Regions from separate parts of the Homo sapiens genome. Here region 1 is linked to region 2. The links are chromatin contacts, found by POLR2A ChIA-PET in ENCODE. All regions are on one chromosome and are shown on one strand. The core of a region is the stretch at or near the end of the contact, and the rest is flanking DNA. Distances in the headings are between cores, read along the strand shown. Region 1 holds the start of RRP36 (ribosomal RNA processing 36). Region 2 holds the start of PPP1R10 (protein phosphatase 1 regulatory subunit 10).

Evidence for each region. ChIA-PET counts read pairs that join two places held with the same protein, here RNA polymerase II (POLR2A).
Region 1: POLR2A ChIA-PET joins it to region 2 with 12 read pairs in activated T-cell. The contact joins the promoter of RRP36 here to the promoter of PPP1R10 in region 2. POLR2A ChIA-PET finds 5 or more read pairs at or near these places in 2 of 52 experiments (OCI-LY7 and activated T-cell).

Annotation. Positions count from the first base shown.
Region 1 is chr6:43,019,981-43,024,769 of GRCh38, forward strand. It overlaps RRP36 (ribosomal RNA processing 36), which reads left to right and starts at 1,643. Exons shown (of 7, transcript NM_033112.4): 1 at 1,643-1,804. The coding sequence starts at 1,675. KLHDC3 (kelch domain containing 3) reads left to right here. Exons shown (of 11, transcript NM_057161.4): 11 at 687-1,314. The coding sequence ends at 753. RefSeq lists enhancers at 1,195-1,926, 1,325-1,434, 1,495-1,544, 1,927-2,658 and silencers at 1,635-1,704, 1,715-1,764, 1,775-1,844.
Region 2 is chr6:30,613,514-30,618,747 of GRCh38, forward strand. It overlaps PPP1R10 (protein phosphatase 1 regulatory subunit 10), which reads right to left and starts at 3,730. Exons shown (of 20, transcript NM_002714.4): 1 at 3,711-3,730; 2 at 2,965-3,485. MRPS18B (mitochondrial ribosomal protein S18B) reads left to right here and starts at 4,327. Exons shown (of 7, transcript NM_014046.4): 1 at 4,327-4,430. The coding sequence starts at 4,353. RefSeq lists an enhancer at 3,988-4,556.

The sequences.
Region 1 (4,789 bases), core at 393-2,892, about 12 Mb after region 2:
ATCCTGGCCACATGGTGAAGCCCTGTCTATACTAAAAATACAAAAATTAGCTGGGCATAGTGGCAGCCACCAGTAGTCCCAGCTACTTGGGAGGTTGAGGCAAGAGAATTGCTTGAACCCGGGAGGCGGGGGTTTCAGTGAGTCAAGATTGTGCCACTGCACCACTGTACTCCAGCCTAGGTGACAGAACAAGACTCAAAAAAAAAATTAATATGGTTGGGTGGGTGGGGAAGGCCTCAGGAAGGATAGGAGTGCTGAGTCAGAGCCTTAAAAGGATGGGAGTTAAGAGCAAAAATGGGTATTCCTGGTGGGGTGAGGCATTCCTGGTGAGGGTAAGGTGGAGGGGCTGCCTGGTTGGCTCTAAGCAAAGCAGGAAAGGCAGGTTGGGATGTTGACTGACATGTATACACAGATCTCAGGTGCCTGGACACTGCAATATACATACATACATAAACATAAACCGGAAATCCATATGAGCTTGGAGGTAGAGGAGTGGGTGGTGTTGGATTTGGTGGTGGGTGGGTTCTGATTGTTCAACCTAGTAGGTCTCTTAAGTAAGAGGTGGCTGTGGGTGGTTGACCTTTAGGAAGTTGGAGAGACTGGTGTGTTTTTAGCTTGGTTCAAACATCCCTTAGCTTGGGCTGAGGGCCCCCTCTTCTTTCTGTCTCTTATTGTTGGCCTTCCAGGTGGGAGCTGAATGCCATGACCACCAACAGCAATATCAGTCGCCCCATCGTCTCCTCCCATGGGTAGGAGGAAGTTTCTGCCACCTCCCCTCCTGAGCCTGCTGTCATCTTCACTGCCCCTGCCCATCTGTCACCCACCTGCTCCTTTGACCCCTGGACTTGGTATACCTCCATGTGGAGTTGTTGGGCGAGAGGTGTTCTCTGTGCTGTGAATTCAGTGGGGAGCTGTAGCGGGGTGGGGGCTAGGTTCCTCCCCCCTTGGGCCGAGGGCCCCTTCCCCTTGGTGCTCTGTCCCCATCCACCTCCTTTCAGCTGCTCCTGGGCCTCAGCTCTGCCCAGGGCCAGCCAGGTTCTGCTGGGAAGGGAAGGGAATGGGGAGAAGGGAGAAGCAAGCAGTGTCTGAGCCTCAGGAGCTTCCCCCTCCCCCTTTGCCTATCCCCTCCCCTCTGCTTGAGCCTTGAGCCTTGACTGGGAGCTGAAAGGAGTTGCAGCTGTTGGCATGAGACCTCCTTCTCCCCGTCTTGGGGAGGTGGGGACCAGCAGATAAATCCCACCCTTCCTTGAGCTGTCGCTGTACTCTGAAGTTCAGCCAGCTCAGATTTTATAAAAATTAATTAAAATCTCCAAACGTGTTGTGTGTTTTTGTGGAATATGGTGGAGAAGGCTGGAGTTTGCAGTGGGGGCAGGGTGCCGAGGACAAGCACCCTGAGGTTCTGGCTTCTCAGCCAAGGGTATTAGGAAACCAAATGCCACCAAGGCCTGGTCCAAGCTTCTCGGGCGTGGAACCCAGCACCCTGCGACTCGGGCAGAAGGTTGCGACAATGTCTCCAGAGCGGGTTATCCTTTGGGCCCGGCTCCCTGGCCCTCGACCGCGCAGTTTTCTGCCCATTCGTCACCACGTTGAGACCGGGAACGCCGGAAGAGGCGGGGCAGGGGCTGCCGTGAGCGGAAGCGGCGCCATTCGTCTTCCGAGCGCTACTGCCAGCTGATGCCGGGAGCTAACTACCGCGCCGGGGCCGGGGCCGGGGCCGGGGCCCGACGTCCCCGCGGGGCCCGGGACCGCGAGGAGGACGGCGGGGGCCTGGAGCCCGCGGCCGTGGCCCGCGACCTATTGAGGGGTGAGGGCATGGGGCAGGGCGGGCTGGGGAGGGGAAGGAGATTCCCAGGCGGGGCCCTGAGCCTGCAGAGACGGTGCCGGTAAGACTGCCAAGTTCTCTAAGAGGCAGACGCTACACTAGGGGTGCCCCCAGTGCAGTGGAAAGTGGGGGGTGAGAGTAGATGCTTCCGGGATTAGGACATCCTGAGAAGTTTCTTCACGGCAGGATGAGGGTTTTCGGCGATGGGGAACGTATGTGCAATAGCATGGAGGCAGGAAAAGGCATGCATGGCTGCTGAAGGCTTAGTAGATCAGAATTCAGCAGATTCCGTAGACTTTGTTTTTTTAATTTTTTTTTTTTGAGACGGAGTCTCTCTCTGTCGCCAAGGCTGGAGTGCAGTGGCGCGATGTCGGCAAGCTCCGCCTCCCGGGTTCACGCCATTCTGCTGCCTCAGCCTCCAGAGCAGCTGGGACTACAGGCGCCCGCCACCACGCCCGGCTAATTTTTTGTATTTTTAGTAGAGACGGGGTCTCACCTTGTTAGCCAGGATGGTCTCGATCTCCTGACCTCGTGATCCGCCCGCCTCAGCCTCCCAAAGTGCTGGGATTCCAGGCGTGAGCCACTGCGCCCAGCCTGTTTTTTAAATTTTTTATATTTTTTATTTTTTTGAGACAAAGTCTCGCCCTGTAGCCCAGGCTGGAGTGTAGTTGCACCATGACGGCTCACTGCGGCCTCGAACTCCCGGGCCCAAGAGATCCTCCTACCTCAGCCTTTCGAGTAGCTGGGACTGCAGGCGCGTCACCACGCCTGCACGGATGGGTTTGTTTATTTATTTATTTATTTATTTAATGTAGAAACAAGGTCTCACCTTTTTTTTTTTTTTTTTTTTGACGGCGTCTCGCTCTGTTGCCCATGCTGGAGTGCAGTAGCGCGATCTCAGCTCACTGCAAGCTCCGCCTCCCGTGTTTACGCCATTCTCCTGCCTCAGCCTCCCGAGTAGTGGGACTACAGGCGCCCGCCACCACGCCCGGCTAATTTTTTGTATTTTTAGTAGAGATGGGGTTTCACCGTGTTAGCCAGGATGGTCTCTATCTCCTGACCTCGTGATCCGCCCGCCTCGGCCTCCCAAAGTGCTGGGATTACAGGCGTGAGCCACCTCGCCCAGCCAGGTCTCATCATGTTACCAGGTGCCAGGGCTGGTCTCCAGTTCCTGGGCTCAAGTGATCCACCCGCCTCAGCCTCCCAAGGATTACAGGATTACTGTGCCCAGCAAATGCTGCAGGCTTTTTGTTAAGGCACAGTTCTAGCTGCTGGAGATAGTTGTGAATAAAGTAGTCAAACACTCCTATCCTGGCCGGGTGTGGTGGATCACACCTGTAATCCCAGCACCAGGGGAGACTGAAGCAGGAGGATCGCTTGAGCCCAGGAGTTCAAGACCAGCCTGGTAAACATAATGAGACCCGCTTTTCTACTAAAAATAAAAAAATTTAGCCAGGGTGGTGGCCCACGTCTGTATTCCCAGCCACTGAGGAGGCTGAGGCATGAGGATAGTTTGAGCCCAGGAGGTCGAGGCTGCAGTGAGCAGTGATTAGGCCACTGCACTCCAGCCTGGGCAACAGAGCAAGACCTTTTTTCAAAATAAATAAAATTTAAGTCCAGGTGTGGCTCATGCCTGTAATCCCAGCACTTTGGGAGGCCGAGGTGGGCGGATCACAAGGTCAGGAGATCAAGACCATCTGGGCCAACATGGTGAAACTCGTCCTTATTAAAAATACAATAATCAGCTGGACTTGGTGGTGCGTGCCTTAGTCCCAGCTACTGAGGAGGCTGAGGCAGGAGAATCGCTTGAACCTGGGAGGCGGAGGTTGCAGTGAGCCGAGATCGCGCCACTGCACTCCAGCCTCGTGACAGAGTGAGTCCAGCTCAAAATAAATAAGTAAAATTTAAGGGAGACAAGTAAATTATTACATTAAAAGGCAATAAAACACTGAATTGTAGACTAGAGAACTGGATTTTGTGGAATATGAATTATAGCTCAATTTTTTTTAAGGTGATAGAGGATATGGAGAAAAAATAAAGCTTAGGAGAGGTTGCATTTTTTTTTTTTTTCCGAGATGGAGTCTCGCTCTGTCACCCAGGCTGGAGTGCAGTGACGTGATCTCGGCTCACTGCATCCTCTGCCTCCCAGGTTCAAGCTCTTCTCCCGCCTCAGCCTCCCGAGTAGCTGGGATTACAGGCACCTGCCATCATGCCCAGCTAATTTTTGTATTTTTGTAGAGACGGTTTCACCATGTTGACCGGGCTGGTCTTAAACTCCTGACCTCAGGTGATTGATCTGCCTCAGCCTCCCAAAGTGCTGGGATTACAGGCGTGAGCCACCACACCTGGACGAGGGGTCGCAATTTTAAATAACTTAGAGAAGACCTCTTTGGGAAGGTGATTTTGAATAAAGGCTTGAAGGAACTGAGGGAGGAGCTGTACCTATGTACAGTTTCTGGGGGAAGTGTACCAAGCAGAGGCAACATGTGCAGAGGAACTGAGGTGGGAATATGCTGCTAGGAGACACATTGAGAGGAGTGAGAAGGAGATGAGTAGAGTAGAGATATGACAGGGGCCAGGTCACTTGGGGGCTTGCAGGCCATTATTAAGGTACATGGCTTTTACTGTGAGCAAGATGGAAGCCATTGGGGACTTTTGCCTGTAGGAGTAACATGATCTGAAGTTTATGTGTGGGAGTGATAAGATCTGATTTTATTTTCGATGCCTCTCTCAGGCTGAATTGAGGCGCATAGCTTTGAGAGGAGTGAGGCTGGTGGTTGGGAGACTAGGAGGCTAGAGCACTGATTGAGGTGAGAGATGCTGAGCATGTGGACCAGGACACTGGCAATGGTAACTGAGCAAGGGAGGCAGATGCCCTTCTGGGGAAACCTGTGAATGAGTAAAAGAGAGAGTAAAAGAATGAGTAAAAGAGAAAAAGAAGGGACTATGGTTTGGTGCACCTTTGAC
Region 2 (5,234 bases), core at 2,480-4,979:
GCTTTCTTCCAAGTAGTAAGCCCCTACCCCTCAGTCATTTTGCAAACCTGATACATGAGCTCCTCAAAAGCTTATCTGCCTTCCAATAAAGATGCAAAATGATATACCACCCTGACTCATAGAAAAAGACCCCAGACTAGAACTCTGGCCACAAACTACAAGGATCAGGTTTTCCAAGATTTTCTGAATGGATGTGGTTCCCCTAGTAGACCTGGCTTCCCATCTCCCATGTTAAGGAAGATCTTCTTTATTAATCCCCTGGCTCACTAGAGATCAGGAACCCCAGTGGGTAGAATGTTCAGCTCCCAAGGAAGATATGCTGCAGAGGCACATGGCAAACTGCTTAAAAGAAAAAAACAAAACAAAACAAAAAAAGCTTGTAGTCAACAGACATGTGAAGAGTCCCTCCCATCCAATCCAGAAGCTTAAGTAATAATTTGAGAATCTGTACCCAGTAGGAAGTTAGCCCTAAGTCTCACCCAGGTCACCAGAGGGCAGTTATACTTTCCAATTCTGCCTAGAACCTCCACGCTTCAGTGCAGGACTTTTAAAAATTAAAATTATATGGAGAGTCTGATAAAGATTTGACTTTGAAAAATTTGGGGGAAGAAAGGAACCAGACACCCAATACCACCCTCAGATAGGGCATGGCTTCTGAACATGCACCAAATGCCACAGCACTGCATGAGTTGAAAAATGAAGAGGACATCATTTTTTCATTAATGCTTTTAGGAATTTCTTTTAGAAGGGAAGGAAAAAGAAATTCAAAAAAGGTGGCTCTTTGGGGAAAAAAAAAAAATGAAAGTTGTGAAATGTAATACCAGAAAGGTTTTGCTTACCAGAAACCGTAGCTTGATTCCCCCTGCCTTGAGTTTACAACTGCCGCCTCCTTTCCTAAAGATTCACTTCTTATCCTAGTACCAATGTACAGGAACTAATCAAGTGCAGAACGTGATACAGCACTGAATACAGTTTATCCCCAAACTGAGAGGTGGGAATGAGGGCGATTTAGAAGAAAGTCCTAAAAGTACCCACCTTCCCCCGATTCTCATTACACAAAGCGACCAAATGCAGGAGGCCCACTGGTTCCTAAGCAGAAATGGCACACTTCAGTGTCATTAGGCCCGTTTATCTCCAAGTTACTCTTGCAAGCCCTTGTGTCTTTCCCATCTCCCTCTACACACATATATACATACACACACGCTCACACACATCCTCAAAGCTTCCCAGTCTTAGGTTTGCCTGTTTTTTCACCCCTGGCAGCTGAAGTGGGGAAAAATTACAAGCAGTTGTGATGAGTGAAGGAAAGTGAAAATAAAAACTGGTTCTATAAAAACTAGAACTACACAGAGATGGACAGCCTTGATACTTAATTCCTATAAGCTCCTATCCCTTTAAGATATTTTATATAATGAAAATAAGGAAAATGTCTTCTCCCTAGCAGCAACGAGCACAGGCAGTGCAAAAGCATCTGCTCAGGGGTGGAGCTTCAAGAGGGTGGAGAGAGGAGGAAGAAAGCTGATTACATCACCTTTCAAGGCTGCTCCTCCCACTTGACCAAGTTTCTAGGGCGGCCCTAAGCTCAGGATGGCAAAAGGGGGAGAAAAACAACAAAGACGGAGGGACGCCATTTTGTAATGGAGAAAGAGGACTTAAACTAAAAAGCCACCCGGCTCTGCCGGTAGCTTCAGTTACATTATAAAACACCTTTTTAGTAAAAAAAAAAAAAAAAAAAATCAAAAACCAGTTCCCCATCGTGAATAATCTTTGACCTATTTTGATCAGTAAGAGCGTAGTGAAAATTAAAGCAATTAAAATATTAAAAAGAACAATTTTCTGCAGGGAAGAACTGAATTTGCAACGGAGGTTCAACCGGCTACCATCGACCACCCCCATCCTCCCTATAGAGGGAAAGGGGGAGGAAGGACTTGGACCCCTCTCAACAAATAGGGTTGAGGTGGGAGGACAGGAAAAAAAATGGGTCAAGACACAACCTGCAACGCCGCTTGGAAGACAAAAGGACAAGGAAAGTCGCCATATTGAAGCAGGGAAGAAAAAAATTCCTTTTAACGACACAAATCTTTTAGAAAGCTAGCATTCAATTGCACTAAATGGCTTTTAAAATTATACTCCTAAATTCCACATTTCCCAACCTTTCCACCCTCTATTTAACTGTACCTCCCCCACCAAAAAATATCAAGTTAAAATGTTAATCACTCTTTTGCTTTTAAATACCTATGCAATCTGCAACAATTATAAGACATTCTTTACCTCCCCAACTATTATCTTGTATGTACTGGCACTAAGATTATATTTTGTCCTAAGTGTCTTGCAATCTTTATTCCTAGATTGCCACCTATTTTAACCACACAAATATACCCCAAGCAAATTACATTAAAATTGAGAGGATTTAACAGTCATTTAAAAAGTTATAGCGAGCTATTACTTCTCTCTGCCCATCTCCTTACCCTGCAATCTTTATGTACAGATTGCTTATTAATCTGGCAAATTGAAAGGCACCCTGCTTGTCTCACACACAAAGAAGTGGTACTTCTGGGCCACAAGATCCACCATCTCTTGTATGTGAGCTCATTAACCCTTTTGAAGACTGCTGCTAACCAGAGGAAGGTAACCATTCCTCCTTATATAAACACATATGGCTTTGGCAGTCTGGAAATTGGCTGGATTACCAAGGGTTAACCATCAAAATCCTCACTTGCTGGCCCTCCCTCCACCCTCTCTTTGCCTGCAGCAAGGCAGGGAAGAGATAGGTGGTAGGGGAGAGAGAACAAGACTGTTTAGACCCACAGGCCCTTTTTAATGGAGATTAAGTGACCAGATTGGTCCTTCTCCAGTTCTCTATTTGTTCTATGGTCTCATTTCTTCCTCTCATTATTTTTGGTTTCACAACGGGAAACGTTGATTTCTTGTTGCAAGGCTGGTTTTTGAAAATTCGACACTTACTATCCAATTTTTTTGCGACGTCAGCACCTCGGGCTCAGGGGGGAGGGGGTAAAATTTTGGAGGAAAAAAAATAAAACAACCAACCAGGACCCAAAACTCAATTATTTAGGGGGCCTCATTGGATCAAAAAGTCTTTTAAAAAATAAAGGCCAACTCAGTATTCATTTCCCCCCCACCCAACTCCATTTAGGGAGGGGGGTCGCAGAAAAAAGTTCTGAGTGGATTCAAAAAAGTAAACGCTGGATGAGTGAATTTGGGTGGTTTGGGAAGGGAGGGTGGTTGATTATTTTTGAAGTTATGTAGTGACGGTCCTTCGGCCACAGATTTCAAGTCCCAAGCAGCGTGGGCTGGTGGGGTGGGCAAGATAGGTGGGAAGGGGCAGAAGACACAAGTGGTTGGGCTGGTGGCTGCTGTTTTCCCTTTCCCCCCTCTCTCAGGATCCTTTCAAGGGCTTAGATGTTGCTGCGGCTTGTTTCTGTTTTCCTCGTGGCCGGCCTGTCTTTCTCCGAGAAAATTCAAACCTGGGATAAAAGGAACACAAGGGAGAAAGATGTAATCAGTACGGGTTGCTTCAAAACACTCACAAATGCCATCTTTGTTGTCCCCAAACAAACCTGTGTCCCATCCTGATCGCAACCGCTTTAAGCCGTGGCTCTCAAATGAACCCATCCATCCCTATCCCGCTTCCCAGATCCAACGCTCTCCGCAAAATTTTACCCACTAGACGACAAAGTAGGCAAACTTACCTCTAAACGAACCCCAGAATGGCGGCCGCCCGCTCGGGTGGAGTCTTTTATACCCGGACGCCGCCCAACGCGCCCAAACGTGCTAGTGAAACGCCCTTGTCGCGAGACATTATACGCGAGGCGTGAACTCATTGGTCAACCCAAATGACAACTCGCCAACTGATTGGCTACTCTCACTTCACCTTTGCTCCGCCCCTTTCCCTGGCACTCTCTTCCGCCTCCTTCCTGCCTCCCTGTCGCGTGCGCGTGACCAGGAGCCTAGCACCTCCCTTTCCTCTGCTTCCGCCACTTCCGCCCTGGAGAACATTTCTCACCCAGGATTGGTAGAAACCTAAGAGCGCATGCGCACTGAGAGGATACCGCTAAAAATCGCCTTCAAAATTGCTTAAAAGGCAAACTTTAACAATGCGATCTAAGAGTCGTAGTGACTGGCCAAAAAAAACCGCAATTTTGGGGTCTAATTCGATTGTGACGCAGTTGAAATTAGCTTCTCCCCCATGCCTTCCCTTTCACGCTTCCGTCCTGACGCAAACGTGGGGCCGCCTTCCGCACTGCGGGCTTGTCCTTGGCCCTGCCCTACTCAGTTTCCTGAAGCATGCGCAGTTGCCTTTCCGTCAATTCCTGTCCTGGGCGTACGTCAAGATGGCGGCGTCTGTATTAAACACCGTGCTGAGGCGGCTTCCTATGCTATCTCTCTTCCGAGGTTCTCACAGAGTTCAGGTAACTCTTCGAAAGACATTTTGCACAACCTCAAGTTGGTTATACCTTCTCGAGGTTGTCGCTCCACTGTCAGGAATCCACGAGTGGAGACCTTCCCACGTGTGTCTTAGCTGTCTAGGCAGTACTTCCTGCAACCCCCCCCCCACACCCCGCGCATTTTCTAATCCCGAGCCGAGGACTAAACGCCAGGGTTAGGTATCATCCTTTTTCCAAAATGCCATTTCAGTAAAATAACTTAAGTGATGGAATTGACCCCTGTCCACCCTCAGTCATGCATAACCAGCTTTTTAAAAATTATTTAACTAATTAAGGGGCCATGCTAATCTCTGTATCGTTGCAATTTTAGCATAACATATGTACTCCCCAAGCGAGCGCCACAACCAGCTGTTAACTATGCAAGTGGTGACTAAATCTGTGTTGCTCTGGAATGTCCTTGGGGAAATTAGGGATCCCAATTTCTACCAACCTTGCTATTTCTCAATAAGGTCAGGATATATTCTTACGACCTGAGGACAGTTTCTCAGCTCTCTTTATTAAATCAGTTTCTTATCGGAGTTATGAGAGCTTAACTCCGTCCTTTGAATTGAGGTTTCCCTCCAGTCTTGTGTACTCACCTCTCTGGAGGTTCTTGGTGGGGCACGGTGAGATAGGAAGGCTTGCCCAGCTGCCACTCCCTAAAGTGGGACTGAAGAGTGGTGACAGAGGTCAACACAGAAATAATAACAGCCTTGGTAGCTTTAAAACTAGCGTTAGGACTCAAGTTTGTTCTGCCCTGTAGAATGTTGACCTTCAGCTTTTATGAAA